2 separate regions of the Homo sapiens genome follow, and region 1 is linked to region 2. The links are chromatin loops, found by intact Hi-C in ENCODE. Cell type or tissue: PC-3. All regions are shown on one strand. Each heading gives the region's core, and the rest is flanking DNA. Links, peaks and the distances in the headings are about the cores only. Region 1 has its middle 190 kb from the start of SATB1-AS1. Region 2 has its middle 320 kb from the start of SATB1-AS1.

Region 1 (5,389 bases), core at 164-5,163, 130 kb before region 2:
AAAGACATGGAATCAACCTAGGTGCCCGTCAATGGTGAATCGGATAAAGAGAAAGTAGTACATATATACATGGAATATTATGCAGCCATAAAGAATGAAACCATGTCCTTTGCATTATCCCAAGTGAATTAATGCAGGATCAGGAAAGAAAATACTGCATGTTCTCACTTATAAGTGGGAGCCAAACACTGCACATGCATGGAGATAATAACAATAGACACAAGGAACTAATAGAGTGGGGAATGAGGGAAGGGGTCAAGGGCTGAAAAAATTTCCTATTGGGTACTATGCTCACTACCTGGATAACAGGAACCAGTTGTACCCCCAACCTCAGCATCATACAATATAACCATGTAACAAACTTGCATATGTACCACCTGAATCTAAAATAAAAGTTGAAATTATAAAATAAGATAAAAGTGTAAAAAATAACTTGTGTTTAGGAACTCACATCTTCACATATAATTGTTTCTCCCACCCTTAGATCTGAACTTTCCTTCTTAACTTTCCTCATAGGAGAAGTGTTACCATCAGATGAGTAGGCAGGGTCAATTTTAGTCTTTATTAATGTGTAATGGATATAAATATGTGACAGAATTTACACTTTTGTGACTTCCCCATACTTATAAGGGGCTTTCTTGCCTTAGCACAGGGATGTGAATTCAAATGTCTACAGAAGCCAAGCTATTATTAATGTAAATGATTGAAATGTGCTCAATGTCAAGACAACAGGGAATGATTGGCATTTAGGTAAACTGGAGATCCCACACCCAGCATATGGACACGCAAATTTAAATATTTTTATACTTCTGTGCGAGCCAAACAAAACAAGTCTTGGGCTGGGTTTGGCTCATGGGTACACAGTATTTAATCTTTGCCTTTGTAATGGTAAAAATCATGAACTGGAGCCAACACTGGTTTGATTTGATATCTAGTTTTTCCGCTTTACAGCAGGTGGCCCTAGCAAGTTACTTAACTACGCTGCAAAATCCAAGAGGTCGCTATGATTCCCAGAGGAGGAGGCTCTGGGTGAGATCGGGAGCAAGTGCAGGCATACCTGAGATGAAATGTTAATCCTCAGATAAATCACCGGGCAAGGGAGTCAGGGACCATTTTACTTGCGTCTTTTCCTTCCGCATATAGGACTGGAGAAAGAATTCTCCGTCTTATTATTGGAGACCTCCTAATACAATAACTGATTCTCAATCTTGACTGCCCATTGGAATCACCTGTGGAGCTTAAAACTCTTGATTCCTGAATTCTAAGCCCAGATACTTTGATGTAATTGATCAGGAGTTTGGTCATCATCAGGTGATTCTAATGTGCAGCCAGGGTTAAGAAACATATAAATTATGAATTATATGTTTATATTGTATGAATTATATGCTAAAAGATGCAATGAGGAAAAAAATTGTATGATTTTCTGTGACATTATGTGAATTGCTTTTATGTACCATTGTAGCTTGCGATTTTCTTTGACAAATGAATGCACAAAAGCTATTTCCACTGAACTTCAAATATTTTTAAAAACAGCCGTAAAATATCCAAACTGCTTTCTGTTAAAAAAGGGAATTCTGCCTTCATGGGACATGTAGAATTACGTGTGATTGTTACTTTAAGACATGAATATTCCATCAATTATCTCTTGCTCCCTGAATTCTGCTTTGCCCTCTATACGAACTCCCACCAAGAAAAAGCTTAAATGTTTCACCTAATTCTCCATGCGGCTGCTTACCTATTTAGGTTAGGGTACAAGAGTTGATGAGAAATTCTTTGGGAAGCCAAGCACAAGTTTTTGCTTTCAACTATTTATAGCAATCAGCTGGCTTTTCCAGTCCCTCATTAGATCAATCATGGCCATTGTCTTACAGTTGAGTGGGAAATCGTTACAGGTGGAAGAAGGCACGATGCCGCTAATTCAGCAGAGGCCCCCGCCTAACAGGAAAGCTGCAAGGAATTACAATCAAATAGGAGACTTGTCAGGGGAATGGGGTTGCTTCCAAGACAGAATTTCTGAAGACTCTCTGGATTCTGGGTTGAGCATAAAATAAAACGTAGAGAGAAATTGCAACAAACCTACATACACATAAGAGAAGACCACCCTTTTTTTCAGGCACAAAGTCTGGTGTTGGACTTCCAGCATTAGCTGAAATGCTGCTTGGTACTGACACGCTCATATTTGGCGGGGGCTTATCTTTTTTACGGGCCATTTATTTGGGAATGGGTTTTACAGGTGGCTCTGCTGTGGGGTCCAAATCCTGGGCTTACGTAGCATAGCATGCTGCACATCTTTGCAGCTGAATCAAGTGCCACGTGTTATGGGCTGTTGCTGGCCAACAATTTGGGAAGTTCTTTTACCCTCTCTTTGCTTTTTCCCTGGGCTGTTGAGCAATGATAGTCAAAGGCCAGCTGAACCCATCATGAGTGGGAGGCAAAAGAGAAATTGCTGGTGTCCAGATTTTTTCTTGGGCCTATATATGGGCTCTCGGGTGACCCTGGGAGCAGGTGGGACTAATTTGGCACCCTTCCCAATAAAACCTGCCTCAAAAAATCAGTTTATTTGAAGGAGTTAACGAAAGTACTAGATATTTTTTACCCACTGACAGAGGGAAAACTAGTGCACACGTCTGAATAAATAACTGAAAATGGCTTCTCACTGTTCAGGAAGTACAATCAATTTGAAATTAGGATTATGGAAACATCTGCGAAAATTCAAGTGTCATCTCAATTTGGGCTCATTCAGATCCTGTATTTTTCAACTTCCCAAGCAGTGCATTTAAAATCTAATCCTAATTAACACACATAGTTTAATTATAGCCAACAAAATATTCTACAAAAATTGTGTGTGCTGGTTGGGGGGATGGGTGGGGAGGGAGGAGGCGAGGGGGAAGCCAGACAAATGTTCCCTGATTGTAAAAATTCTTGTTTGGTTAATAATATAAATCCCCAAGATTTTAAACACACACTGAAGTTTGCTTAACATGAATCAAAGTAACATAAAAAAGCATGGAGCCTGAATTCTGTTCTAGTTCTACTTTTTGCCTTCTTCCTATTTCTTGTTAACCTGGAAAGAACAAAGAACTTGTTCATTTGGCTCTGTTACTTTTGTGAAGACCTTTGTCGCTTTGTTTATCTTCTTTCTCTGATCAGAAGATAAACCTTTATGGTTGTGTGTGAGTACAAATAAAGGAATAAATCTACTTGCATAAAGCAAACTTTATGGTCTGTTGTTTTAGTGATGAGAAATACCTCCAAGGATTTGAAGGTTTAACTGAGAGGCACGCCAATACGTTTTGATGCTTTATTGGAACCTCATCCTAATCAACCAAAACACAGCAATCAACCATCTTGCAGAATTATCAAAGCTTTTCCCCTCCCAAACCTGGCATAAGTGGAATGTGCAAAGGGAAAATAAATTTTAAGAAAACAAAACAAAAATCAAGTAAACAAGAGGGAAAAAGTCCCCATTTGGAACCTCAAAAATCATTTTAACTAAAATTAACTCTGAGAGAAAGCTTAAAAATTCAAGTAGACTTAGTCTTGGTCATTTTGTATGATTATTTTGGTCAATAATAAGTCTAAGAGAAAAAGTAAAATTTTCTTATTTTCTTACTCATTTTGCTCCTCCATCACGTAGGTTAAAATACAGGGGACTGACTTCTGTTCTAGATTCTGTTAGCAGAATTGTATTGTACTGTTATTGTTGGAAAATGAAAAACAATAAAAGAAAAAAGTAAAATTCTGAAAATTTTACTGTGGTGTTTGCTGTTAATTAAATTTGACCCTCTGTTAGTATTAAACTAGTCTATATTTCTGAGGATAAGGAGGTGATATTTCTTCTTAGATTAACATTACTGCGATTTCCCGCATGTAAGCCCAGTCTTGAAGACAAAATTCATTTGCTTCAGTACTTAATGATCTATACATTTTCTTTGTCTATAAATCAATTCCATTCCTTTATTCATCACGATTTCCAAAAATTTATAACAATGGAGGCAGTTCGTAGTTGGCTAATAGTAATGAATTAGTTACAGAGAATGTGCTATGATATTTTATAGAAAAGAACCCTAAATTTCTCTGCAGAATCCAGTGGCTCAGACAGGCCTTAATCATAGGAATGTCAGATATTTCCATACTTACAGAATAAAATTTATAGACTAGAATAAATCTTGAAAAGTTGTAAATAGTTGTATAGACTAGAATAAATCTTGAAAAGGTGTAAATTTTGATTAAATTTTACCTATTGACCTATTGTGTAGTTAATATTTGTAATTTTTTGCCAATTCTTTTTCTCATTTTCTTTTTCTTTCTCTCTCATTGTCTCATCTCTTTTTTCTAGTGTCTTGCTCTCCAAACTCCATGAACAAGGGACTACTAATTTCTAGCTCTATCATAGAGCCTAGCAAAGGGTCTCCCACATAATAAGCAAAATATACAAATTGAATGAATGAATGAATTTTACGATTTATTAATTTCCATGATGAAATTAGAGATATGATTTCTGTCTGGAGGCTATAGAATCAATCATAATAATTTAATGACAGAAAAGATAGAAAACTATTACAAGTCATTTAACAAAATAACATTTTATAATAGTAGATTATAATATGTTTTTATAATTATATAATGTGATTATATAATAACAGTAGCATAATGGTCAAAGCAAGTCGCAAGGTAAGAATGAAAAAACTGTAAGGGATTTAGAGCTCAGAAATTGGAATCAGGACACCTGGATCCAAATTCTACGGCTTCCTCTTCACAGCTGTGTGGCCGATCTATCTGCTTAACCTCTGTAAGTCTTGATGTCTTCATCTATAACATGGATTTTGGAATTTAGTAAGAATTCAGTAAATAGTGCTTTTCAAGTTCTCAACAAAGTACCTGGAAATTAGTTAAGGATAATAAATTGAAGTGATTATTACTAGCTAGGAATGTTTTTATTTTTGGCACAATAACTTAAAGATCTGAAGAAGAAAATACCCACAAAAACTGAACTGTACAGAACACTATGGATTAAAATGCCCCAGACTCTTTCAAACTCCTTCCAGATATTCTGTGGCAGAAAGCTCTATGATCTCTCTGGATTCTGGGCCCCGTCTTCTGGTATAATGTGGAAGTTCTTGGCTTGTGGAAAGAAACAGGTTGTTCTGGGCTGAGGAGTAGAAGTACAGAGGGGCAGAAATGCAACCACAAATTAAGGAAAACAGAAAAGTGGAGTCTCACATTTCCAATCTTCCATAGTTCATATACATCCAAACACTTTCCCAAAGTTTCTGACTCCCAATGTGATGAGAACAGAAAGCACACTGTAACCAAGAAGGTAAAGTTTATCAGGCATTCTGTTATTGTGCTGACCAGAAATTAGTGCTCACATCCTAAAAATTATTGT
Region 2 (5,389 bases), core at 205-5,204:
GCTTTCCCAGCATCTTTAAATAAAACAGTCTGAGAGTGGGTTGGCCCCTCTCCTGATTTATGAGCAATTTGTTGCGCTACTGAAACAGCAGTCATGACAGAATCCTGCGTATGCTTTAAAGCATTGAAAGATACAGAAATAACTAGGGAGGACTTCTTCCACCAGGAAGAGACACTTGCAGTCTTTTTGCTGACCCCTGGGCTAGAGTTTATAGAGTTTAAAACTTACTCAGAAATAAGCCATGAGGGGGTGGGCTCCGTGGCTCATTCCTGTAATCCCAGTGTTTTGGGAGGCCAAGGCAGAAGGACTGCTTGAGGCCAGGAGTTTGAGATGAGCCTGGACAACATAGTGATTGCCTGTCTCTACCAAAAAAAAAAAAGTCCCAGAAATTTGCTTGTGTCACCAGTTTGAAAAGGGTGCAAGTCACCTTGTGGTCAATAACTTGACCTAAGTGCCAGTTTCCTCATTTGCAGAACTGAGATAATATCCACCGCCCTCCCACCACTACTTTTCAGGGCTGACATGAGCATTAAATGAGATGGAATACATAAAGGTGCTTGGTATACTCAACCAACAGCCATTTTATTACTCATGTGCTCTCTCAGTTGTTAGTGCTTCTTTTGTTTATGACTAGTACTGGGTGAATTGCAGGCACTGACAAACAATCACTGACTTATTTTCCTACCTCCCAATTTGTATTCCTGTTAGAAATCTGACAGACTGACACCAGAATGCCAAACCTGAACTGAAGTGCAGTGACATCTTCATATCCTTTAGCTGCACAAACAATCTAGGGCAGCAGTTGCAGTGCATTTCCCAATACTTATATTTCAAGTATTTTTTTGACATTTAACACCATTAGAACATATAGCAGAATCCAAGTACAGTTTCTTTGAGGTAAAAATGTGAGTGTTTTTTCATATCTCACTGTGTTGAATAACCTTTAGATGCAAAGTTAGCACAGCAAACATTGACACGATGCAGGCAGCTCAGTGCAGAGTGCCTAAAAATAAATATAAGAAGTTCATATGCTACCAAAAAAAAGAGTTAAGAATTTAAATGGAAAAACAGCTTTGAGTCTTATGATTCACGAGATCTCACTATTGTCTTTGATTCCATGGATGCAATTGATTGGATGACACTAAATATAGTTTTACCTATTAAATATACATAGTTTAGATAAACCTATCATTTTACTTTTTGGTCTATTGTCTTAAAAGTTTTCCGGCAGTTGTGAAGTGTGATTATTTCAACTGTGGTCTCAATTTGTGTGACTCTGCAAGACCATGTGATTTTGGAGTCAGAAGTTCTAGATTTGAGTCCTAAATTTATCGTTTTAGGTCAACTTGGATGACTTTTCAGCTCCTTGGTTTTCTTCTTCATATGACCATTAGGAAATCCTTTAAGGATATTTTAATTACACAATATTCTTGCAAGGTGACACTACTCTTTCTCTTCACCCTCACCTTCCAGTGGGTGTGGTTTTTGGATGAAGTACTAGAGACTGCATTCTCTCATCCTTGAAGATGAGGTATTTTCTCAGGATGCTTCCTGGTCCTTCAAGCACCGTTGTTTTCTGGCAAATATCTATTCTCTTTTTTAATGGCAATAACATTTCTAAGGTTTTTGGAAAACCTGCCTCCCTTCTTTTCAGCCCTGTAGTTTAATGAGGTTGACCTTAATTCTGGTTCAACTGGTAAATCCAGATTTGTTTAAGCAAATCAGTATATACTATGTTCCTGATCACAGTGATTGATTAAAAGACACTAAAACGTCCCAGTATCAGCTCTCATTTGGAGAGTTTGAGTCACATGTCCTTTCTTTGAGCCATCAGAGTACATGTGAGAACTTTGGCTTGAATGCTCAGATAAAGACTTCCTCTTTCCTGCTGAATAGAAAAGCAGATACAAAAATCCATGAGAGCTTCTGGAAGTCACTTTCAGAGTTACGTCTAAATGTAACTGGGCTTTTTGTGGCATTTTAGAACCAAAGGTTCAAGCTTTGCTTGAAGCCAATGTTACCTGACTAATGTAGTTTTATAAGTCAATAAATCCATTTTAGTGCTTAAGTCCTGTGAGTTGTACTTTTGTCACTTGCCAAAAGGTCCAAACTGAAATACATAGGCCCTCTAGATATACCTACACATATCTGAATCTGAAGGTGAACATGAAATAAACTCAAATAAAACCCTAGTTGCTTGTGAAAGCTTAGAATAATGTTAAAAACTGTACTGATACTGTTACGCCTCTATCCTTCCCTTACATCCAACTTCCTGGGTATTTTTTCTTCTTTCTTTTAAATTCTAATACTTTTGGTACTACCCATAAAGAGTGCTATTCAATCCCACTGGCTAACCAATTTTTGATAATAACAAGAATATTCCTTATATAGCACCTACTTTGCTAGATACTATACTGATTGATTTATATCGGTGCTTAATCTATAAGAAGTTTGTTAAGTAAGATTTATTATTCCCATTTTAAGATGAGAAACCTGATGCTTCGGAGGGCTAAGTGACTTGCACAAGGTTACATACTAGTAAGTGGTGCAAATAGGATTCAAGTCCAGGCATCCTGACAGAGTTTGTGCTCTGTCACTATGTTGAGCTGACAATTAGTTTATGGGTGTGTCCTCAGGACATGAAGTAAGTTGACATAGTCCTCCACCCTTCCATGTTTATTCAATTCAACAAATATTTATTGAATGTTTAGTAGGTGCCAAATACTTTGCTGGGTGATGAGTAGATAAACTGTAAGCAAGCCAAGCACAGACTCTGCTCTCCTGGAGCTTACAGTCTAGTGGGGTTCGCATGCCAGATAGACTGTATGTGGTAAGAAACACCGTAGGGGACGCTGCTAAGCAAGCACATGGCAGTGTCACCCAACCCATCTAATGGTATCAGGGGAAGCTTCCAGGGTCATGTGCAGCCTGCACCGTGACTCAATAGGAATTGGCCAGGTGACAGGTGCTTAAGCTGGGAGAGTGAGAAGTACTTCAGGGAGAGAAAATAATGTGAATAAAAGTCTGAAAAGAGCATGGTGGGCTCAGAGAGCCAAAAGAGTTTTGAATCTTATAATAGAAATTGGCCATAAAGAGAGGCTAGTAGGTAATCAGAAGCTAAACTACAGAATTCAATCTTCATCTTAAGAATGATAATGGGGCCGGGAGCAGTGGCTCACACCTGTGATCCCAACACTTTGGGAGGCCAAGGCAGATGGATCACCTGAGGTCAGGGGTTTGAGACCAGCCTGGCCCACATGACAAAACCCCGTCTCCACTAAAAATACAAAAGTTAGGTGGGTATGGTGGCACACACCTATAGTTTCAGCTGCTCAGGAGGCTGAGGCAGGAGAATTGCCTGAATCTGGTAGGCAGAGGTTGCAGTGAGCTGGGATTGTACCACTGCACTTCAGCCTGGGTGACAGAGGGAGACTCTGTCTCAATTAAAAAAAAAAAAAAAAAAGGAAAGAAAAGAATGATAATAGGAATTAAGCATTCATGTCTTGATCAGAAATATTGTATAGGAAAATCACTTTGGTCATTTGGGAAACAGATTAGAGAACATGGGGACTGGGAGACTATATGGGAGGCTATGCAATAACACAGATGAAAGGCGCAATGGTCTCAACTGGGGGTGGGAATGTGGGGAGAAAGAGAGAGAGGGAGAGAGGTGAGGAGGATGAATATGAGACCACTTTAGAAAATATAATTTGTCTGACTTGGTGACGTTTGAGGAAGAAGCAACATTAAGAATGATTCTGGGTTATATCTGGGATAACTGGGCAGTTAGTAACCAATTTCACTGAAGCGAGGAATTCAAGAAAAGCAGGGTTCAAAGTGAAGGGGAATTAAATCACCGCCCTTACCAAGTCAGTGGTTTCTGAACTTTTGTTTTAAGGAGACTTCCAAATTTAATTTTTGATTCTGCTCTCTTTCCCTATGCTGCACACAGTATTGCTACACTTGGTTAAAAATATTGTCTGACTTTCTCAGAAAACAAAAATTTGGAAAGCTGCTACATCCAACACACACGAAAGCCACTGCAGTGAGTAGAGTATAGGGAGGTACTCTAGACCAGAAGCCTGACACCCCCAATTATATTATACAAATTTTCTATGGGACAGATTTAAAACAACAGTAGCAAAACAAACAACTTGCTGGTGCTTGAAGGTTTAAGTGAATATTGGAAGTAAACAATAGATTTCATAGAGGAGTTCCAGTAGTGATGCGATAGGAAAAAAAGGTATAAGTCAACTGACTCTATGCCAGTCATTTTCTTGGACTTTTAAGCAAATTATTAACACACTTTAATAAGGGGCTTACAGAGGAGAAATCCTTTGATGAACCCAAATAATGGGAGAAAAACATGGACTTTTTGAAATCAATTTCAGAGACATCCTGCAAAATTAAGCTCCCCAAAGCACAATACACTCAATGCTCCCAACCCCACCACTGATTTGCCACCTTTATATCCTCCTTAATAGTCTCAGTTCTTAGATTAGGAAAACATAAGCATCTGGTTATAGCAAATACAGCCAGTGGTCTCCAAAACACAGCCTTTGGTAAAACAAACAACCAAACAAACAACAAATAAGAGGCATAGGGTACTAAATCTATGACAAAGTTACTGATCAGTGATGTTTCCTAAACTCTGGGATTGCTGACAAATATTTACTTTCTAGATTCCCCTGATCTGTTTTTAACTCTTTCTCTACAGTTTTTCATTATATATCCACAGACTATGATAGGAATGGGAAATTAGGGTGGCCCACTGTCTCAGTCAGTTCAGGCTGCTATAACAAAATACCTTACACTGGGTAGTTTATAAACTGCATAAATTTATTGCTCAAAGTTCTGAAGGCTAGGAATCCAAGAAATAGGCCTCAGAAAATTGTGTCTGGTGAGAGTTTGCTGTCTGCTTCAGAGATGATGCCTTTAAGCTGTGTCCTCACATGGCTGAGGGTGGCGGGCGGGGGGGTGGAACTCTCTCAGGCCTCTTTTTTAAGGGCACTGATCCTATTCATGAAAGTGGAGCCCCATAACCTAATCACCTCCTAAAGGCCCCTCCTCTTGATACCATCACCTTGGTGGTTAGGTTTCAACATATAAATTTTGGAGGGATAAAAACATTCAGGGCATAGCACCCAGTTTTCAATGAGCCCGGTCAAAACCCCAGAATCCTCAGAGCAATGTTCCAGGTGGGCACTGACGATTGGTAGAAATTGGCCAATGCAGTGTATTCAGTCATTAGTGCCAAGTGCTTCCATATATATATATACACATATCTTTTGTAAAGTAATTTTGCATTTCCTCCCACCTCCCCTTTTCTTGACTTTAGATTGACCGTGTAACTTTTTTGGCCAGTAAAACATTATTAACCCGATGTAAA

Evidence for each region. Peaks named below come from ENCODE experiments on the same cell type or tissue, not always from the same donor. Only the 100,000 strongest peaks of a DNase experiment are listed, where the experiment ranks them.
Region 1: it touches region 2 in a loop (4-fold over the local background); 4 of 110 quality-filtered maps call a loop at or near these places.

The regions. Positions count from the first base shown.
Region 1 is chr3:18,632,294-18,637,682 of GRCh38, forward strand. No RefSeq gene overlaps it. Among named protein-coding and RNA genes, the nearest start is that of SATB1-AS1, 190 kb to the left of the region's middle. In PC-3, for the core only: a CTCF peak has its summit at 975 (motif pointing right); no DNase peak of the experiment used is centred there; H3K27ac peaks cover 2,169 bases.
Region 2 is chr3:18,765,334-18,770,722 of GRCh38, forward strand. No RefSeq gene overlaps it. Among named protein-coding and RNA genes, the nearest start is that of SATB1-AS1, 320 kb to the left of the region's middle. In PC-3, for the core only: CTCF peaks have their summits at 2,843 and 3,046; no DNase peak of the experiment used is centred there; H3K27ac peaks cover 803 bases.